2 separate regions of the Homo sapiens genome follow, and region 2 is linked to region 1. Evidence: read pairs that join two places in POLR2A ChIA-PET (ENCODE). Cell type or tissue: GM12878. All regions are shown on one strand.

Region 1 (8,000 bases):
TGGGCCACACCTGATAGTCTAACAGTGTGGCACATTATTGAACGTGAGGATGGTCTTTGGGACCCCCAAACTCTGTGATTCATGTCAGAAGGGAAGGCAGTTGGTGGACTGTTCCCAAACCTTACACAGATATTATAGATTTGATAGGTAAAACAGATCATATAATGGTAAGTGGTTTAAAAAAACAAACAAAAAAAGGATGCAGAGAGGCTGTTCAATGACAAGCCTTTGAGAAATTTAATGGAATGCAAGAGGAAAAGGAACACGTACAAGAAACAGACATAGCAGTCAAGGAGGTAGGAGAGCAACCAAGATATGTGTTCATTTTGACCTAGAGTGGACTGAGATGGCAGCCGTGGTGTTATTCTGAATGACACATTCCTGAACACATTCAGTTGTGTAACCCAAAGTTTATATTGTTTGAATATAGATGGGCAGTCATACTTGCAGTCATTCCAGATGTCAGTGGCTCTTGTCCTCACTTGTCAGCCCCTGCATAATCTGCCCTTTTGGATCTGGAAGTCGCCAGAGGGAGCGCAGGATCCAGACCGGAGTCCCCATGTGTGATCTGTTGTGATCCTCCTTCCTGCTCCTGGCCTGCTCCTGCTGGTGCTGCCATTACCCACTAAGAGAATGCTGTGGCGTTCTGCCACAAGGCTGTCCCCACTGTACTCAGTGCCAGAGCACAGTTGTGTGGCATGGCAGTGGTGAGAGACCAGTTCATATGTCTGCAACAGCCCCATGCCATCACGCCACAGCGTGCCCACCACCCCTATAGCCAGTGGCCTCACCCACTGGTCCCTGGAGTCCAGTTTAATTTTTTAAAAATTTGTAAAAAGAGTTATAAAAGAACTTCTAGTCAAAAAGACCAAAGCCCATGCCATCATCACACTCCTCAGATTCTTCTTTGTTTTTCCTTTTCTTTATCTTTTTCTTTTCGGAGACCGAGTCTGGCTCTGTCACCCAGTCACTGCAACCTCCGCCTCCCAGGTTCAAGTGATTCTTGTGCCTCAGCCTCCTGAGCAGCTGGGATTACAGGCATCCGCCAGCCCACCCATCTAATTTTTGTATTTTTGGTGGAGACTGTGCTTTGCCATTTTGGCCAGGCTGGTCTAGAACTCCTGGCTTCAAGTGATCTGCCCACCTCAGCCTCCCAAAGTGCTGGGATTACAGGTGTGAGCCACTGCATCCGGCCGAGATTCTTTTTTCTTTGCTTACACTTCCTTCTCCTCAGCTGGAGCAGCTGCTCTGGACAGGGCAGGACCTACTGTTGATGCAGCAGCAGCTGCTGGAGCAGGTCCACCAACCCCTACATTAGGATGAGTCTCTCGATGTCACCATAGGCCAGGGCCTTTGCCAACAAACCAGGCCGAAAAGGTTCAACATTTACACCACCTACTTTAATTAGGGCCTTGATTTATCCTCTGTGACGGTCACCTCGTTCATAGTGAAGAATGAGGGTGGAGTAGATGCAGGCGAATTCAGGGGCTGTGGTGCGGGCGAGTGGCGGGGCTGGTGCTGCTGTTGGATGCAGTGCAAGTTGCTGGATGAAGTGAGGGCCTCTCCCCAGTGTGACTGTAGCTTTCCCAGAAGTACTGAGCCCCTTGGCAGCAGCTGAGGAAAGGGCTGGAGTCTGGGTTTAGAAAGTGTCGACAATTAACATGGTGGCTTCTTCTTAGCTCATTCTCTGTCCCTTCCTCCCTCCACCCCCTTTAGGCTCACTGTAGCATAAGGGTTTTTTTCCTTTTATGCTCCCAGCTAAAAGCTGGAACACTCTTGCAAGTCTTTTTGTTAGTTGGGGCTATCCACCAATTCTCTTTAAGGGCCCAGGCATGTTTGATTCTTATTTGGGATCTAAGGTAGTATTCTAAAAACATTTACAAACAGAACCTGTTACGAGTAATATCTTTTCTCTTTTATTTCCCATTTGGTGCTAATTTAAAAATGGACTGTATTCTTAGAGTTCTTTATTCAGATTTCACTCCTTAACATTGATGTTCTGGATTCAGTAGAATTGTTAAAATTTTTTCCTCTTTGTTTTGGATCCTGTTTTAACCTGGAATTGAAAAGAGTGAAATGAAGTAATGGAGTTCCAGATTTTGTTGGGGATTTTTTGTCTGGTTTATGTTGACTAGGAAGCAGTAATTGAAAACATGCTATTTTTTCCCTCATACATTTTAAAAAATTGAGATATAATTTGCAAACATAACATTCTCTGCTTTAAAGGGTACAATTGTGTGGTTTTCAGTATATTCACATAATTTTGCAACTCACCACTTTAAAATTCCAGAACATTTTCATCATTCTCCAGAAGAAATGACTGTCCATTGACAGCCAGTCCCTATTCTCCTCCCCTCTACAACCCTTAGCAATCACTAAGCTACTTTTTGTCTCTATTCTGGACATTTTCATATAAACAAACACAATACATCACTTTTTGTGTTTGGCTTCTTTTACTTATAATGTTTTAAAGATTCATTCTTGTTATACCATGTATTTTATTCATTCATTTCATGATTAATATTTCATTTTCTGGATGTATCACAGCAGTTCATATACATTTGGGTTGTTATCACTTTTGGCTATTGAGAATATGCTGCTGTGAACATTTGTATATGAGTTAAAGTGTACATTTGTTTTCATTTCTTTGGTATGTATCTAGGAGTGGAAGTGCTGGGTCATATGGTAATCACTTAAGGAGCTGTCAGATTATTTCCCCAGATGGCTGTGTCACTGTATATTCCCACCAGCAATCCTATCTTGGTTATAATTTACTCACCTTTGTCCCTTTTATGTTTATTTTTCTTGTGACTTACTTGCTTCTGTAATTCTATTATAATGAATGAGTTTTACCTATTTTTTTAAAAAACCTTTGATTGATCCTGTCAATGGCCTCTTCAGCTCTGCTTACTACACCACGCATATTCACCATGAGACTTTAAACCTGAACGTCTGGTCAGACACCCACACCAAAATCCTTCCCTTGGACAATAGTAATTTTGCCTGTGTTGGTAACACACTGAGATGGTGGTGGTCTTTCCAAGGCTATATGGTCTGAGGTATAAAAAAAGAGTTTTCAAGACGGAAGGATTTAATAATAGCATTTAGTTTAAGCTAAATTTCAGTTTCAGGAAGGTAAAAGCTGACAGGAACAGTGAACTACCTGTGGGGAATTCTCTAGAGACTCATGTGTGGGGCCAGTGATGAGTCAGGCAGATGTCAAGGTGAGGATATATTAGCAAAGCATAGCAGATTATTCGGTGAAATTTAGCAATGAAATGATTGTAGCTTCTAGGGAGTGGGGTCAGATTTGTGCAAGAAAAAGCATTTATTTTAGTGTGACATATCTGGGCATATTTCTAGGCAGAAGAGATAAGGTTTGAGTAGAGTTGAAAGGCCAGCAACAAAGGAATTAAATGAGTGATTTTTGGAGCTAGTTGATCAGTCTTTTAAAGATTGAAGGCACATCTTACCTGCAGAACCGAGGAGGAGGTTTTGCATAGCTGTTGTGGTGAGCAGAATAAAGACCGTTGTGATTATTGTTGTATAATAAATTATCCTCAAACTTAGCCTTAAACCCCTTTTTAATTTTGTTCATGATTTTATGTATCAAGAATTTAGAAAAGACAAAGCTGGGATGGCTTGCCCATTGCTTCACGGTATCTGGGGCCTCAACTGAGACATCTCAAGGGCTTGATGTGGCTTCATGGCTGGGGACTAGAATTAACTGAAAGCTTACATCTGGCCCCTGGGCTAGAAAGATAAACAACTAGGACAGCCTTATGGAGCACCTATCCATGCCCTTTGCATATGGCTTGGCTTTCTCAGAGCATGGTGGCCTCAGAGCAGTCATACTTCCTACCTGGCAACTTAGAGTTCCCAAAGGTAACACACACCTTCCAGAGTGGAAGCTGTGTTCCTTTTATGACCTAGCCTCAAAAGTCACACAGTCTCATCCACTATATTCTTTTTGGTTAGAAGCACATCAGACGCTCATTCAGTTTCATGATTAGAGTCCATTTCTTGATAGTAGAACATCAGAGTAGAAGGGATAGTAGAAGAGCAGGTAGTTGGGGAGATACTGTTTCGGCCTTTGTTGAAGAACACAGTCCGTCAGAATACAGCAACAAGAAATCAATAAAGCAGCCATAGAGAATGAAATGATTTCCTTTGCAGCAACATGGATGAAGCTGGAGGCCATTATTTTAAGTGAAAAAACTTAGAAACTGAAAATCAGCTACTGCATGTTCTTTCTTGTAAGTGGGAACTAAACAATGGGCACACATGGACTTAAAGATGGAAACAATAGACACTGAGGACTCCAAAAGGGGCAAAGTTGGGAGGGTGGTGTGGCTTGATAATTACCTATTGGGTATAATGGTCACTATTTGGTTGATGGGTATACCGGAAGCCCAAACCCCACCATTGTGTAATATATACACATAACAAACCTGCACATGTACTCCCTGAATCTAAAATAAAATTTAAAAAGTAAAAACCTATAAGCAAGGGCATTCTTCCTACTGTCAAATGATACAACATTCATAGAAATAGAGATTTGTGTAGTTTGAAAATACCTTATATAAATCAAGATGAAACCTTTATTTTGCAGACATTAAACCTAAAGTTGACTGATAAAGACATATTCGTCCCATAGCCCAGAACATTCTAGGGGAATAAAATCTATAAAAAGATGCAGACTTCCAAATATATGTAGTTATAGTTATGTAGGTACAGTAAACTAACCCCCTTTTTTAGGACATGTATTTATCTAATTCTCTTTTTGTCTGGCATGGATTATAAGCCTTCTAAGCCTAGAGTCTACTAAGTATGTCTAAATTGCTATGTTGGGTGCCTAACAAAGGAGTATGTACAAGTTGGTGCATGAGTTAGACTTTTTGATGGTGATTAAACTGGAAAGCATGAATTATTCTTGGATTATAAAACTAGGTGGGGCTTTCGAGTGAGGCTCAAAAATCAGTTTTGTTTTCCACATAGAGACCTTTTACTTATTCTTTTTGTAGTCAGTTTGTCTCTAAGACCTTTTTTCTCTTTCTCATTTTTTAGAATAATTAAGAATTTCATTAGAGTAGTTTAGAATTTAGATTATTTACAGTGTATTATTATTATTATTTTTTGACAAGAGAACGTAACATACACCTGGGAACATGTCTTCAGTTATGAGTCAGACATGGATATGTGCTATAATATATACCCTTGCACTCCATGAACAGCAGGAGCCTGAAATAGGTCCTAACCTTTGGAAGGAACTTAATTTTTTAGTTATATTTTGAGGTTGGAATGTGGATAATTAGGGCTTTTAGTTTTAAACAGCCAGAGAGCTGTTTTCTGAGTTATTTTAATTGTTAAATTTTTTTAGTTACTAAGAATTTTTTCTTTTAGATATAAATCTTATTTCTTTTTCTCTTTTTTTAATTTTTTCTTTTAAAAGAAATCTCATGTCTTAAGTGGATTCTGATTTCTGAATTCTACTTTGACTCAGCTAAGACTTTCTCATTCTAAGATCAGTTATGTTTCTTCAGTTCATAATTCAATATATTATACATTTATTTATCTGAAACATAATTAAGAACCGAGAAATGAGCCCAAAGTTTTTGAACAGATACAAACAATGTCCAAGTTCACGTACTAAAGTTCATGTACTCAAGCTCATGTTCTTTATTCTGGAGGAAAGTCCTTTTAATGATCTCATAGAATGTCTACTCCTCCTTTGCCCATGAAACAAGGAGAAGGTTAAGAATAAGAAGGAATTAGAAATAATATATAAAAACTATCATAAAGTCCCAATAAACATTGCAGCCTAGATAAAGTGGTAAAATTCTTAGATGGAAAGACCACATGACTTATTAGGGGATAACCAGATTGTTATTAAGTATTTTTGCAGCAAAATGTTAGGCCAGAAGACACTAGAGAAGTACATTTAACATACTCAAGGAAAGAAAATGTCAGTCAAATATTTTACATCCAGCCAAACTGACCTTCATTATACAAATCTCATACAAACTGTTATATACATTTAAGCACTGAGGGAATATTGTTCTTTTGAACACTGAAGTTAAAAGCTTCTAGCAACCTAAATCAAGGAAGAGGCCTGTATAGACATACAGACTGCTTTCATTAAAATACAAAGTATACCTGAAAAATCAAATCTGTAGCATTCCTCTGGGACACTTAGCTTATAGAATACTATTAAGCGTCTTAACTAGACAGTTAAATGGACTTGAAAGATCGTGTATTTGGTTTCCATAGAAATTTAAGGGTAAATTTTATAACAACATATATTTTGTAACAGTGGTTTGGATTATTCTGTCAAGGTATCCTAAAGAGAGAAATAGCTGTGTCTGGCATTATGTATGTAAGAAATAAAGGAAAAATATTAGTAATAGACCAGGTGTGGTGGCTCACTCCTATAATCCCAGCACTTTGAGAGGCCAAGGTGGGCAGATCATTTGAGGTCAGGAGTTCGAGACCAGCCTGACCAACATAGTAAAACCCCGTCTCTACTAAAAATACAAAAAAAATTAGCCAGGTGTGGTGGCACATTCCTGTACTCCCAGCTACTCCGGAGGCTGAGGCAGGAGAATGGCTTGAACCTGGGAGGCGGAGGTTGCAGTGAGCTGGGATCATGCCACTACACTCCAGCCTGCACAACAGAGAGACTCCATCTCAAAAAAAAAAAAAAAAAAAAATTGGTAATAGTGTACGTTAACTCTTTTTAGTTATGGAATCTGAGATTTACAGGGTATCAGTATACTTAAAATACATTCAGCGAAGTTGAACACTTAGTTGTATTTGTGTGTATGAGAAAAAACAGCTTGTTTCCCAAATTACAGAGTCAAGTAAATCTCTAGACATGGCCTCTTAAAAACAGCCACGCAGGGCGTGGTGGCTCACACCTGTAACCCTAGCAGTTTGGGAGGCCAAGGTGGGCAGATCATTTGAGGTCAGGAATTGTAGACCAGCCTGACTAACATGGTGAAAACCCCATCTTTACTAAAAATACAAAAAAATTAGCCAGGTGTGGTGGCACATGCCTGTACTCCTAGCTACTCTGGAGGCTGAGGCAGGATAATGGCTTGAACCTAGGAGGTGGAGATTGCAGTGATCTGGGATCATGCCACTGCACTCCAGCCTGGGCAACAGAGTGAGACTCTGTCTCAAAAAAACAAAAATAGACAAACAAACAAACAAAAAAAACCCGCTAGCCATTTACGATCTGATATGTTAACCATTGTGCAGTTGTAGGATTCCTGCTGATCCCCAAGTGCATTTAAAATTGTGTTCTAAAGTACTCTTGGTATTGAGACATGGTTCTGGAGTGTTCTAGACTAGAATGTAGATTAGGATTTTAGTTATTGGCTTGTATAGTAATGTGACTTTGCATTGTGAGCTCTTATTCTCTAGGGTTTTTTCTGAAAAATCAGTATCAGTATATTGAAGAAAATTTTTTACACAGCTACAAACTTATAGCACTAAAATGACAAAAAAAGATGATTAGTCATAAAAACATAAGAGATCCTTATTTGTATTTAAATAATTTTCTTTGTCTAGAATTTGATTCCAGCTTTGTAAATGTATGGAGCTTTTAGTGAACTTTAACTTCATAAATGTTTGTGGATCCCGTGATAGCTTGGCTCAGGATCTTGTAAATACTATCACAGCTCAGTCTTTCTTACTAGTTTGCCTTGAGTACTACACATTTTAATTTTACATTGTAATAGAAATATGATTTTTTTTTCCCCTATACAGTTGTCTTCGTAGTGTTTTATATGATACTACTTGGGATATATTTAGATTAGTAGTTTACTTTCCCTCCTTCTGGTCATAAGAGATAAGGGGAAATCTTCTAATAAATACTTTGTTAATTTTTTCCTTACAAGTAACAAAGTCAAAACTTGCCAGGCACTGTGGCTCACGCCTGTAATCCCAGCACTTTGGGAGGCCAAGGCAGGTGGATTGCTTGAGGCTAGGAGTTTGAG
Region 2 (8,000 bases), 97 kb before region 1:
TCTCCTACCTCAGCCTCCCAAGTAGCTGGGATTGCAGGCATGTGCCACCACACCTGGCAAATTTTTATATTTTTAACAGAGACGGGGTTTTGTCATTTGGCCAAGCTGGTCTTGAACTCCTGACCTCAAGTGATCTCCCCTCCTCAGCCTCCCAAAGTGTGGGGATTACAGGCGTGAGCCACTGCACCCAGCCATTTCCTAGTTATTTAAGAATATATTTTACATGTATATACACATGTATATGTACCTGTGAAATATCTATAACAATGATAGTATATTCTGGGTATTCTACAAGCTACTTTGTGAGAGTTATGTTTTGGATATGTTTATCAGTACATGTGGATCTTCTGCATCCTTTTCTTCTTTTTTTTTTTTTTTTTTTTTTTTTAGACGGAGTCTCGCTCTGTCGCCCAGGCTGGAGTGCAGTGGTGGGATCTCGGCTCACTGCAAGCTCCGCCTCCCGGGTTCACGCCATTCTCCTGCCTCAGCCTCCCAAGTAGCTGGGACTACAGGCGCCCGCCACTACGCCCGGCTAATTTTTTGTATTTTTAGTAGAGACGGGGTTTCACCGTTTTAGCCGGGATGGTCTCGATCTCCTGACCTCGTGATCCGCCCGCCTCGGCCTCCCAAAGTGCTGGGATTACAGGCGTGAGCCACCGCGCCCGGCCTGCATCCTTTTCAAATGCTGTATATTATGAATGTACCATAGTTCATCTGACAGTTGCACGGCTATTCATTACTTGCTGTTGCATACAGCAATGTGACAAACATCTTTGTGTGATTCTCCTAGGCCACGTGTAAATGTCTTTCTAGGGTAGATTTGGGAGAGGAATTGCTGGAGCATACATAGCCAGCATTCTTCATATTTAAATCAATAAGTAGAATAGTGTTTGGCATGATTGACTAATTGTTTGTAAAATGAATTATGCATTTGCAATATTGTCATTTTAGTTAGGGAGTGCCAGTGTAAGTAAAACCAGTGATCTCAATACTGGCTGTGCATCAGAATTGCTTATGGAACTTTTTAGGTGTTACCACCCCCAGAGAGTGATTTCGTTGGTCTGTAAATCAGTACAGCTGTCCTTTAGCATGAAGAGTAAAATTAAATACAGAGGATGCATTCTGAGACTGTCTTAGAATGCCCAAATTACCCAGCGCTTAACTTAAATGTAGTTTACCTCATAAACTACGGTCAAATATAGCAAAAAATTTTGATCTTCTTTATGGACAGTTAATATGTTAATGACTTTTACCCTCCAAACACTTAGCATAGTAAATCTAATAAATAATTGTTTTAAGATTAGCAGAGAGGACAAAAGAAATTATTTGTAGAGGGATGGAGCAGCAAGATTATAAACTTGAAGTCTGAATACGACTGGATTTGTAGGTTTGCATCATAGCTTTTACAAATATTATGAATGTAAAGGAATGTCATTGAAAAATTTGAGGACATTTGAAAGTGGAGATGCATAGAACATAGTGGCTTAGAACCCAAACCCTATGTACAGACTGTCTTGGTACAGATTTTCCCTCTACCACAGTGGCTCTGTGATCTTTGACAAATTGCTTAGCCTTTTTGTACCTCAGTTTTCCTGTAAAATGAAGATAATGCGATAGTATTTATCTTACAGGGATATGGGAGTATCAACAGAATTATTATATGTAAAGCAAATAGATGCATGTCTGATACATTGTAACTGGTGTAAAATGCTTGTTGTTTCTGTTTCTACTTTGTATTAGGCAGTTCTTGCATTGCTATAACGGAATACCTGAGGCTGGGTAATTTTTAAAGAAAAGAGGTTTAATTGGCTCGCGGTTCTGCAGGCTTTACAAGCATGGGTCCAGCATCTGCTTCTGGTGAGGCCACAGGAACCTTACAATCATGGTGAAGGCAAAGGGAGAGCAGGTGGTTAGATGGGTTGCGTGGTAAGAGCTGGAGCAAGAGAGAGCGGGAGTAAGTGCCAGATACTTTTAAACAATCAGATCTCATGTGAACTCACTTGTCACCAAGGGAACAATGCTAAGCCATTCATGCGGGATCCATCCCAGTCCCCGTGATCCAAACACCTCCCAGCAGGCCCCACCTCCAAAACTGGGGATTACATTTCAGCAGGAGATTTGAAGTGGACAAATATCTAAACCACATATAATTTATTTGAAATACAATTATTATCCTGATATTTTAATGTCAAGCACTGTTTCATGCTTAAAATGCTGTTTCTTTTTTCTTTTCCTTTTCCTTTTTTTTTTTTTTTTTTTTTTGGAGACGGGGTCTCACTCTGTTGCCCAGTTTAGAGTGCAGTGGTACGATGTTGGCTTGCTGTAACCTCTGCCTTCCAGCTCATTCAATCCTCCCACCTCAGCCTCCCGAGTAGCTGGGATTATAGGCGTGCATCACCACACCCAGCTAATTTTTGATTTTTTTGTAGAGATAGGGTTTCGCTATGTTGCCCAGGCTGGTCTGGAACTCCTGGGCTCAAGCAATCCTCCTGCCTCGGGCTTCCAAAGTGCTGGGATTACAGGCTGGAGCCACAGCACCTGGCCAAAATACTGTTTCAGTGTGATTGGAAACCAGCAACTCAGTACATGGCCAAAGCTGATAAAAATGAAGAACTTGGATCCTGGAATATTGACTCAGGGTAACTTTATTATAACAAAGCTAAGACTCTTGTATGTCCTTGCTGTGTTTAAGACCCTGTATGTTGATTCTTGCTTATTAAATTGAAGAACGAGTTTAGATTTTTAGTTGGTGCCTATGTGGGAAACCTCACAAACAGCAAGACAGGAATAAAGTAGACCCAGCCCATTTGGCTGAAGTGTTTGTGGTACTTCATAATATTGTATAAAGCACCAAAGTCTTGAAAGTAGATTTTACTATTACTTGCTGCAGTGAAAGATATTTTTGTAGAAATAAGGGACTACTGATGCTCGAGGTGAGAATTTTAGGATTTACAAATGAGAGAAGTGATAATTGGCAAAGCTCCTGAGGGGTACTGTGTGGGAGTACAGACACAAAATGAATTGTGGTGAATTGACAAGCCTTATAAATAGCTCCATGAAGTTTAATATTTTTCCCCCAGCATGATATAAGATTTTTTAATTTTGCTTTTAAATCTCAATCACCTGTTGAATCTTTAAATTTGACTGTATAGTTGGTTATGTTTCTGCCATACTTAAAAGTAGGATTTCTTTGTATGGCACAGAAGGTGTTCTGGGAACAGCTCTGCCATTATCTCTGGCTTCATTTCTTACCAGTACCTGCTTAAGTCATGCCAGCCACCAAAACCACTAAGATGGCGTACACGAGAGGTTCTCTGTAGCTTTGCATGTACCATTTTTTTCTGTTTGGAGTGGGCCCAGTGTTAATTTCTTCACTTGGCAAAGTCATTCTGACCTTTATAACCAAGCCCAAATGACCTTGATGACCACTCCCTTTCCCTGGTCAGATTGATAACTATCTCCTTTCATGCTCGGCAGCACAGCTGTGGATTTAGGCTTTGGTGTTAGACCGCCCCGGTTTCTTATCCTGGCTTAGTTACATACTAGCTCTGCAGTTTTTCTTTAAAAAACAAACAAACAAAAAAAACAAACAAAAAACGCCCAAGTAACTTGTCAGCATTGTAATCATTTTTTGTTTGTTTGTTTGTTTTGAGACAGGGTCCCTGTCTCCCAGCCTGTCTCCCAGGTTGAAGTGCAGTGGCACCATCACGGCTCACTATAGCGTTGACTTTCTGGGCTCAGCCTCCACTTCAGTCTCTTGAGTAGCTGGGACCACAGGCGTACACCACCACTCCTGGCTAGTTTTTTTTTTGTATTTTTTGTAGAAACGGTGTCTCACCATGTTACCTAGGCTGGTCTCGAACTCCTGGGCTCAAACGACTTGCCTGCCTCGGTTTTAATCATTTTAAAGTGTACAATTTAATAGCTTTTAGCATATTCACAATATTTTGAAACTACCACTATTACATAATTCTAGAACATTTTCATCACCTCAAAGAGAACCTCTTTGTGTTAGCAAACACTCCTCATTCCCACCCTGCCCTACCCGCAATCACTAATCTACTTTCTGTGTTGATGGATTTCTCTATTCTGGACAATTTACACACATGAAATCATATAATATTTGTTATGTGCCTGGCTTCTTTCACTTAGCATAATGTTTTCAGCGTTCAGCCATACGGTAGCATGTATTAGTACTCTTTCTTTTACATATGTATATACCACATTTTATTTAACATTCCTCAATTGATGGACATATGAGTTCCCACTTTTTGATTATTATGAGTAATGCTGCTGTGAACATTTGTGTACAAGTTTTTGTGTGAAGAGTAAGAATATATGTTTTATTTCCCTTGGGTATATACCTAGGAGGAGAATTGTTGGGTCATATGGTAACTCTGTAACTCTTGTAAGAATTGCCAGCGTGTTTCCAAAGCTGCACCATTTAACTTTCCCACCAGCCATGCCTGAAGTCTCGAAATTCTCTGTCTCCTCACCAATAATAGGTATTATCTGTCTTTTCGATTATAGCCCTCTTGGTTGTGAAGTGGTATTTCACTGTTACTTTGATTTGCATTTCTGTGTGATGACAAATGATGTGGAGCATCTTTTTGTGTGCTTATTAGCTACTTGTTTTTCTTCTTTTGGCACATGTATATTTAAATCCCTTGCCCACTTTATCATTGGGTTGTTGGGTTTTTAAATTGATTGTTAAGAGTTCTTTATATATTCTGGATGCTAGTTTTTTTTTTTATCAGTTACGTGATTTACAAATATTTTCTCCCATCTTGTGGGTTTTCTTTTTACTTTCTTGATAATGCATTTTATTTTATTTTATAATTTAATGTATTTTATTTTTTGAGACAGAGTCTCACTCTGTTGCCCAGGCTGGAATGCAGTGGCACAATCTCGGCTCACTGCAACCTCCGCTTCCCAGGTTCAAGTGATTCTCATGCCTCAGTCCCCCGAGTAGCTGGGATTACAGATGTTTACCACTAAACCTGGCTAATTTTTGTATTTTTAATAGAGACAGGGTTTTGCCATGTTGGGCAGGCTTGCCTCAAGTGATCCGCCCACCTTGGCCTCCCAATGCACAGAGATTACAGGTATGAGCCTCTGCCCCTGGCCCTTTGATAATGTCTTTTAATGCACAAATGTTTTTAATTTTTATGATGTTAAGTTTATTTATCTATTCTTTTATTCCTTGTGCTTTTCATGTCATACCTAAGAAACTGTAGCCTCTTCTAAGGTTATGAAGATTCATTTCTATGTCTTCTTCTAAGAGTTTAATAGTTTTAGCCTTTATATTTAGCTGTTTGATCCATTTTGAACTGATTTTTGTATATGGTGTGAAGGGGAACTCTGGCTTCATTCTCCTGCATGTGAATATCCAGTTGTCTATCACCATTTGCTGAAGAGAGTATTCTTTTCCCATTAGATGGTCTTGGCACCCTGTTGAAAAATCACTTGATTGTAATGTGAGGGTTTATTTCTGGACTTTCCGTTATCTTTCATTGATTTAAATGTCCACCCTTAGGCCTCTTTCCTCACACTTTTCATTCCTATAGCTTTGTGTAGTCAGTTTTGAAGCCAAAACTGACTACGAAGTGTGAGTCCTCCAACTTTTTCTTTTTTCAAGATTGTTTTGGCTATTCATTGTACCTTGCATTTCTACATGAATTTGATGATCAGCTTGTTTGTGTCTGCAAAAAAGGCAGTTGGAATTTTTATCGGGGGATTATGTTGAATTTGTGGATTAATTTGGGGAATATTGCCATCTTAACAATATTAAATCTTCCCATCCACGAACACAGGATATCTTTCCATTTATTCAGGTCTTTCATTTCTTTCAACAGTGTTCTATAGTTTTCAGTGTACAAGCCTTGTACTTCCTTGGTTGAATTTATTTGTAAATATTTTATTCTTTTTGCTGCTTTTGTAAGTGAAACTGTTTAGCTTTGGGATCTTTTTTTTTTTTTTACCTTAGCAACAGGGTCTCAGTGTGTTGCTGAGGGTGGAGTGCAGTGACTATCCACAGGTGTGATGATAGTGCATTATATCCTTAAACTTCAAGGCTCAAGTGATCCTCCTGCCTCAGTCTCCACGTAGCTAGGACTGCAGGCATGTGCCACTGCAACTGGTGGGTAGCGCTGGAGTCTTGAGCAAATTTAACTTTTAGTTTCTATGCATGTTAAATGGAAATTATTAGGTTGGTGCAAATGTAATTGCGGTTTTTGCAGTTGAAAGTTAGGAGGCCAGGCGTGGTTGCTCATGCTTGTAATCCCAGCACTTTGGGCGGCCGAGGTGGATAGATCACTTGAGGTCAGGAGTTTGAGACCAGCCCAGCTAACATGGTGAAACCCATCTCTACTAAAAATACAAAAATTAGCTGGGCGTGATGGTCAGTGCCTGTAATCCCAGCTACTCGGGAGGCTGAGACAGGAGAATCACTTGAACCTGGGAGGTGGAGGTTGCAGTGAGCTGAGATCGCGCTACTATACTCCAGCCTGGGCGACCTAGAGAGACTCCTGTCTCAGAAAAAGCGGGGGAAAAACCAAACAACAAATACAACAACAAAAAGAAAAAAAAGAAGGAAGAAATGGGTTGAAAGTTAATGTAAGTTGAGAGTTAGGGGCACTAACTCTTATGCCTTATAAACAAGGTTTTTTTTTTTTTTTTTTTTTTTTTTTTTTTTTTTTTTGAGATGGAGTCTTCGCTCTGTCGCCCAGGCTGGAGTGCAGTGGCGCTATCTCGGCTCACTGCAAACTCTGCCTCCTGGGTTCACGCCATTCTCCTGCGTCAGCCTCCTGAGTAGCTGGGACTACAGGTGCCCGCCACCACGCCCGGCTAATTTTTTGTATTTTTAGTAGAGACGGGGTTTCACTGTGTTAGCCTGGATGGTCTTGATCTCCTGACCTCGTGATCCACCCGCCTCGGCCTCCCAAAGTGCTAGGATTACAGGGGTGAGCCACTGTGCCCGGCCCCCCCCCCCTTTTTTTTAATGACTTGTTTTCTTATACATGTAAATAGCCTCCCACAATCATTTTACCACCTCTTAACATAATGAAGTTTGTTTTTGAGATGATTTGAGTGGGTGTTGGCTTACCAAAGAAGTTAGAAATCAGGCATTCATTGCCTTGGTGAATTCACAGTTGTTTGTATGCAAAAATTGCAAATAATAATAAAATAAATAATAACATCTTAATTTTTGACTTTTTTTTTTTTTTGAAGACAGTCTCACTCTGTCACCCAGGATGGCATGCAGTGGTGTGATCTCAGTCTTCGCTCTCACTGCAACCTCTGCCTCCCAGGTTCAAGCGATTCTTGTGCCTCAGCCTCTCCAGTAGCTGGGATGACAGGTGTGCACCACCACACCCGGCTAATTTTTGTATTTTTAGTAGAGATGGAGTTTCACCATATTATCCAGGCTGGTTTCGAACTTCTGACCTGAAGCAATCTGCCCACTTCAGCCTCCCAAAGTACTGGGGTACAGGCGTGAGCCACTGCGCTCAGCTTAATTTTTGACTTTGTACATCCCAATATCAGTGAACCAAGTAGTTTCAGTTGTCTGTTAATATCTGGTATGAAAAAACTGTCTCTTAAGATTATAAAAATACTTATTTTTTCTGAATATTACTCTATGATATAATCTGTAAAATTTATGTATTTTATCAGTAAAATAAATGATATTCATATATTAAGAATAATGCAGGAAAAGCTTTAAAACTTGGCCTCCTGCTGAACACAGCATTGGGTTTCACCTTGAGTTTGGTAACAGCTCACAGTTATCTAAGAACTTGTGTTACTTCTACTGTCTACTTGACAGAGTCAGGGTAAAAGAGGCTTTGTTCTGTTGAGGGGCTGGATTAACTATTAATGATACTTTGTCATAGTGAGAAACCTTTAGATAGTTTTCAGAGATTGGTTTCACCACATTTCATTGCTAACGGGAGTAATTGTGAGGCTAATAAAATTAGAAATTTATTTAATACATTGTTGTA

Evidence for each region. ChIA-PET counts read pairs that join two places held together with the same protein. Peaks named below come from ENCODE experiments on the same cell type or tissue, not always from the same donor. Only the 100,000 strongest peaks of a DNase experiment are listed, where the experiment ranks them.
Region 2: POLR2A ChIA-PET joins it to region 1 with 6 read pairs; 6 of 35 experiments call an interaction of 5 or more read pairs at or near these places.

The regions. Positions count from the first base shown.
Region 1 is chr7:105,182,685-105,190,684 of GRCh38, reverse strand. The region is part of intron 3 of SRPK2 (SRSF protein kinase 2); the gene reads left to right. Among named protein-coding and RNA genes, the nearest start is that of KMT2E, 170 kb to the right of the region's middle. In GM12878, no CTCF peak of the experiment used is centred here; a DNase peak (open chromatin) is centred at 3,164; H3K4me3 peaks cover 681 bases; H3K27ac peaks cover 631 bases.
Region 2 is chr7:105,279,648-105,287,647 of GRCh38, reverse strand. The region is part of intron 2 of SRPK2 (SRSF protein kinase 2); the gene reads left to right. Among named protein-coding and RNA genes, the nearest start is that of SRPK2, 110 kb to the left of the region's middle. In GM12878, no CTCF peak of the experiment used is centred here; no DNase peak of the experiment used is centred here; H3K27ac peaks cover 199 bases.